Regions from separate parts of the Homo sapiens genome. Here region 1 is linked to region 2. The links are chromatin loops, found by intact Hi-C in ENCODE. Cell type or tissue: IMR-90. All regions are shown on one strand. Each heading gives the region's core, and the rest is flanking DNA. Links, peaks and the distances in the headings are about the cores only.

Region 1 (2,917 bases), core at 131-2,630, 340 kb before region 2:
ATATAAACCATGTATGTGGTTAGGAATAAATTCAAATTCACCAGTCTCCAATGGTGATTACTTTTACTACATAGAAAAACATTTTAGTGACTTACAGAGGATTTTTATTTGTGAATATTTCAGTAAAGTTTGTGTTGATTGTTGATAACACTGTTCATCTACTGAAGCACTTTAATAAAAATAAAATGAGCTGGAATTAGAAATTTGGTGTTTAAATTCTTCAACACAAGAGAAACTCAAAGTCATATAGAAAGGAAGGATATAGGCCGGGCGCAGTGGCTCACACCTGTAATCCCAGCACTCTGGGAGGCCGAGGCAGGCAGATCACCTGATGTCAGGAGTTCGAGACCAGCCTGACCAACATGGTGAAAACCCCGTCTCTACTAAAAATACAAAATTAGCCGGGTGTGATGGTGCATGCCTGTTATCCCAGCTACTGGGAGGCTGAGGCAGGAGAATCGCTTCAACCCAGGAGGTGGTGGTTGCAGTGAGCCAAGATCGCGCCACTGCACTCCAGCCTGGGCAACAAGAACGAAACTCCGTCTCAAAAACAAAGAAGGATATAATAAAGTTAATATATAAAATATTATTTTACCCCCAGAGTGTTCCCTGAGAATAGACTAATACAAGCAATAAACTCCAGATCTTAGTGACTTTTGACAAACGTTTCTTGTTCATGGGTCTAGGAGTTAGCCGCAGCTCTGCTCGACTCACCTTGGCTTGCTTGGCTTGGCTCTGTTCCACAGTCTTCTTTCTCTGGCACTAGACTGATGGAATAGTTCCTACTTGGGACATACACTTTTTATAGTGAAGAGCAGGAGCAAGAGACAAACCATACCATGCAAGCACATTCAGACTCCTGCTTGAATATGGTGTAAATCAAATTGTTCATATACCATTGACCAAAGCAAATCACATGGACAAGCCTAACATGAGACTGGAGAAGCATACTCTACCTACAGAGTGGCAAACATGGATGGTATAATACTCTCATAAGTAGGGAAAGTGAATTGGTCATGAATATCTGCTCCTATATTACACACAACACACAGCCCCTCCTCAAGGAAGACCAAAAATCTTATCCAGTCATGTGAGACCTAAATTCTAGGATCTCATCTAGATGAAGGTGTAGATGAAGTGTTTCTTGATCCTGTGACTTGTTAACTTAAACAACAAGATATATCTACCTAAAATGAACAACAGAGACCAACTCTCCAAAGCAGAGTTTATTTGGGAATAGCAGGGGATTGCAATCTGGGATATGCATGCTATGGCAGACCACAGGCTCATCCAAAGGAGTTGTGGCAAAGGGGAAGCTTTTAAAAACAAAAAGAAGTCCACGTAAACTGTTTTGGAACAAAGACCATTGGTTACAGGGGCTTGTTGCAGAGTTGGCAATAGCTCATGGGTGGAGACATTCATTGTTAGTTGAGTATCCTTGTGTAAGTGACTTATCTGGAATACTGTGGTTTTGAGGAATTTTTTGCATAGTTCCCATCATAGGCATACTCGAATGAGGGCCCCTCCTCCATGGCCTCAGCTCCGTTTTGTTTGTTAGATTTGACATTAGTGACTCCATTTTGATAATTTTACAGTTAATGCATTGTGGTGGTCATTTCACAATGTATACATATATCAAAACAAGTTGTATTCCTTAATTATATAAAATTTGTGTCACTTTGATACCCAGGCTACATGAAGTATAAACCTATGTGAAGTATAAAACTTGCCACACTGGGACTCTGGGAACATAGGTGATAAGTATGTGTTTAGGGTGGTTTGCAGGGGCAAAGAAAGTCTTGACATGATTTCAGAAATCCTAGGCACACCAATTAACATCTGCTTTACCTACAATAATAGGTCCAGGTCAGACTTTTTGATAATAGTGTAAGTGTGATAGAATGTTTTCTGTAGTAAAAGAATGTTTTACAAAATACAGAATTTGCTAAAAACATTTGTGAAACACCCAGTAGATTCTTTAGCAGCTGGTACTATTCTGACTTGTGGTTAATGCTAACACACAGTTGGCCTTCCACGTCCGTGGGTTCCACAACCATGGATTCAACCATGGTGGATCAAAAATATTTTTAAAAATTGCTTGTGAGGCCAGGCGTGGTGGCTCATGCCTGTAATCCCAACACTTTGGGAGGCCAAGATGGGCAGATCAACTGAGGTCAGGAGTTCAAGACCAGCCTGGCCAATATGGTGAAACTCTGTCTCTACTAAAAATACAAAAATTAGCCAGGCCTGGTGGCTCATGCCTGTAATCCCAGCTACTGTAGAGTCTGAGGCATGAGAATCGCCTGGAGACGGAGGTTGCAGTGAGCCAAGATCATACCACTGCACTCCAGCCTGGGCGACAGAGTGAGACTCCGTCTCAAAAAAAAAAAAAAAGAAAAGTTGCTTGTGTACTGAACATGTAGTCTTTTTTTTCTTGTCATTATTCCCTAAACAATACAGTAAAACAACTATTTACATAGCATTTACCTAATATTAGGTATTATAAGTAATCTAGAGATTATTTAAAATATACAGGAAGATGCACATAGTTATATGCAAATACTACCCCATTTTATATCAAGGACTTGAGCATCCAAGGATTTTGGTATCCTTAGGAGGTCCTGGAACCAATCCCTCCAGATACTGAGGGACAACTATATTGTCTTAGTCTGTTTTCTGTTATAAGACTACCAGAAATTGGATAATTTTATATAAACAATATAAATGTATATGGTTTACAGTTCTGGAGGTTGAGAAGTCCAAGAGCATGGCGCTGGTATCTGGCGAAGGCCTTTATGCTGCATCATCCCATGGCAGAAGGCAGAAAGGCAAGATAGCACACTAGAGAGAACTAGGAAAAGAGGGCTAAACTCATCCTTTTTCAAGAACCCACTCCTGAGATAATCAACCTATTCCC
Region 2 (2,917 bases), core at 196-2,695:
CCAGGTCCTGGGAGCCAAGTCTTGAGCCCCAAAGAGCTCTGAGGAGCCCAGGTCCACAGAAGTGCCCTTTTTTTGAAAATAAACACCCTTCACTACATAGGTACACACACGCGCGCGTGCAGACACACATGCACACACACACATACACACAGCCAGAGGGAAATGCTCCTATCTTTTATCTTCTAACATTAAATCCCTGGTCAGGATAACTATTCAGTCCCAAGACGTTGGGGGGTGCACACACAGTACACCCTGAGGCCCGAGAGAGCAGGCTTGGGCCCAAGTTGCACTGTCCGGGACTCAGGGGGGATGAGCCCCTGAGATGCTACTTACAAATAGGGCTGCTCAGCCTGCCAGGGGGCTGCAAGGCCTCTGCAGCTCCAGGGATTGTGGGAGTCAGAAAAATCCTTTGTCTTGGTTCTGGGTGGGAAGCGGGACACCCCCAGATCCAGTGTCACAGCCACTCATTCCCAGGAGGACAGAGCAGTCTTCAGAGCCAGCAAGAAAGCTGTGGGGCTCAGAGCCCACTAGCTTTCTTTTCCAGGACAACGTGCCTCAGAAACCCCGGTCCCCTTCCCAGGAAAGGAACAATGACTCAGGCAGGTAGTGACAAGCCACCTGCCACTTGGGAAACAGCTAGACTGAGGCTGAGAGGTTGAGTGGTGCTGGGTGAGATTACTGGGGTTGGTGGAGGGGGGAGGTCGGGGGACCCAAGTGCCGGCGACTGCACTGAGACTTCTCCTGGGAGGGGTTTAAAAGCAGCTGCCTTATTGAGATCAATGGAATGACTGCTCACGTGACCCATGTACCTCTTAAGTCCCCTTCAGGCTGGAAAGTGCTCTACACCCCCAATGCTCTGAGTCTAAAAACTCTAAACCTGTGTTGAAACGCTGGTGTTTCGTGGTTAATATACAGCATCCTCTCTCAGTTACTCTATCCTATGACGGGGCACTGTTTCGCAGCCTGGGTGGAGTTGAGTCACAAGGTGGCAGAGTCAGAACCTACTAGTCTAGGGATGTCAGTTTACAGCTCAGTACCCAAGGTCCATGAAAGCCCAGTGAGGAGCCTGAAGTTGCACAGCTAAAGGAAGGGCTGGGACTCGAACTCATGGCTCTGTGGTTCAGTCCTTTGGCTAAAGGGTCCATGAACGCCACCCACAAAGAATGTATTGAATGTTTTGCTTCTGGGCTCTGGAGGCATCCAGGGTAGCTGGGGGGTTCCCTGCCAGTGAGGAGGGAGCAGGCACTGGCACACCATTCCTCAGTAGCCCGACCTCATTCAATCTGGCAGGTAGGTATGAAGCCGGGTCAACCGGCGCGAATGCATCAGCATGTAGGGAAGGAGAAAAAGGAGTTTAGGGGAATAAGGAGAAAACAGTGGAAAAGAGCTGGAATGAGAACACGCGAACAAAGCAACACTATTTCCTTTGTCTTAAGGTCCTGCTAACAAAACCGTCTCCATTAGACTGAGCGGCATCGCCATCTGGTGGTAACTAAAGGCAAACGCTTTAGAAAGGAATCGAAACGGTCTAATCCAGCGATTAGCATTTTACCATGCAAAACCCACCGTTCCTCATCTCCCAGGAGGCTTAGCACTTGGCAGAGGACCACCTGTTTAGGCAGATCAGTCCCAGCAGGAAGCTGCACTGTCCTTGAACTCCAGGCCACGGAGTATCCTCACTCAGCGTGAGTTGACAGGGCTTAGAAGGTTTAGGCATGGGGGTAGATAGGGACCTTCGGGCTTTCCACGGCTCTAGTGGAGGAGCCTCACAGCCCCGTTCATAGCCAGCAGTTGTGCATCTGAGTTCCAGGTTCAAGGACAGGCCTCTGGGCAGAGCCTCTTGGTTATTACTGCCTAAGGGTGCCACTCCCTTCCCAAACTAATTTAGTCATCTGCATTCTAAGAGCTGCTCAGCCAAAAGAAGCCAGCGTCTGCTGCTCAAAGGAGCCAGAACAGAGAGGGTATTTTAGAAAACCAGCTGAGAGTAATCATGAGGGCTATTATCTTATTGATCAAGGTCCAGCCATTTGCCAAGGTATATACACGTTTATTTAAAAAAGTTTACAGTTTTCATTATACACAACTATTAAGAGGTTATAGTCAGAGGAGGCATGTGTCCTGTTGACAGACGTGCCTACTAGATCATCACAATGCAAGGAGAAAGGTGGAAGGGAGGAGACAGGGCGAGGAAAAATAAGCGATAAAAAGCTTCAGATTTCAGTTAGGGGCTGGCAGTCCCTTTTATCTTTTCAAGTATCACACAATATGTACCAAATACAATCTGTAAATAATGGCCATTTCTTCCCAAGCCCACAGCCAAGATGAGTGTTAGGCTAAATTCAGAGCCCTGGCTCTTCCTCAGATGAGTGGAAAACCTGCGCATGACAGGGCCGGCTCCCCCTTCTCAAAGGGCTTCCTCCCACTCATCCCATCCCTAACAGAATCGCCGAGGTGTTCACGGGCCAGAGAAAGCACAAACATGGATTCAGAAGTCCAAAGAAATGCAGTTCGTTGCGCCCAATCAGAGATAGATGATTTCATTCAACAAGGCTGGAAGCCCAGTTGGGAAGTCGATAAAAAATCTTGCTAACTTTTTTAAATGGCTTTTACTTTTCTAAGTCACTGAAACAAGGAAGGGCCACATGCCATTTAAAATCAAACACTAGTTCCCAGAGACTTGGTGTCCAGAAACTTGACCCACAGAGGCTAGCGGAGGATCTGTCTTTCATGATTCTCAGCCATCCCAACGGGAGGCCTAACATAAAGCATGTGCCAGGCCAATGCCAACTAGGACTTCAGGGGGCCTTTGGAGGGAAAAATTCCTTTGAGAGGAGACATTCCTCAGGAGCTTAGATCAGCCAGCTGGCAGTCAGAACAGCTTTTGAAGTGGATGAGAAATGTTAGGTACTGGAGAGAT

The links. Hi-C counts contacts between places; a loop is a spot of excess contacts. Peaks named below come from ENCODE experiments on the same cell type or tissue, not always from the same donor. Only the 100,000 strongest peaks of a DNase experiment are listed, where the experiment ranks them.
Region 1: it touches region 2 in a loop (3-fold over the local background); 5 of 110 quality-filtered maps call a loop at or near these places.

Annotation. Positions count from the first base shown.
Region 1 is chr7:129,488,197-129,491,113 of GRCh38, forward strand. It overlaps STRIP2 (striatin interacting protein 2), which reads left to right. Exons shown (of 21, transcript NM_020704.3): 21 at 1-203. Among named protein-coding and RNA genes, the nearest start is that of SMKR1, 13 kb to the right of the region's middle. In IMR-90, for the core only: no CTCF peak of the experiment used is centred there; a DNase peak (open chromatin) is centred at 1,445.
Region 2 is chr7:129,828,706-129,831,622 of GRCh38, forward strand. It overlaps UBE2H (ubiquitin conjugating enzyme E2 H), which reads right to left. Exons shown (of 7, transcript NM_003344.4): 7 at 2,027-2,917. Among named protein-coding and RNA genes, the nearest start is that of MIR183, 55 kb to the left of the region's middle. In IMR-90, for the core only: a CTCF peak has its summit at 1,478 (motif pointing left); a DNase peak (open chromatin) is centred at 1,476; H3K27ac peaks cover 1,257 bases.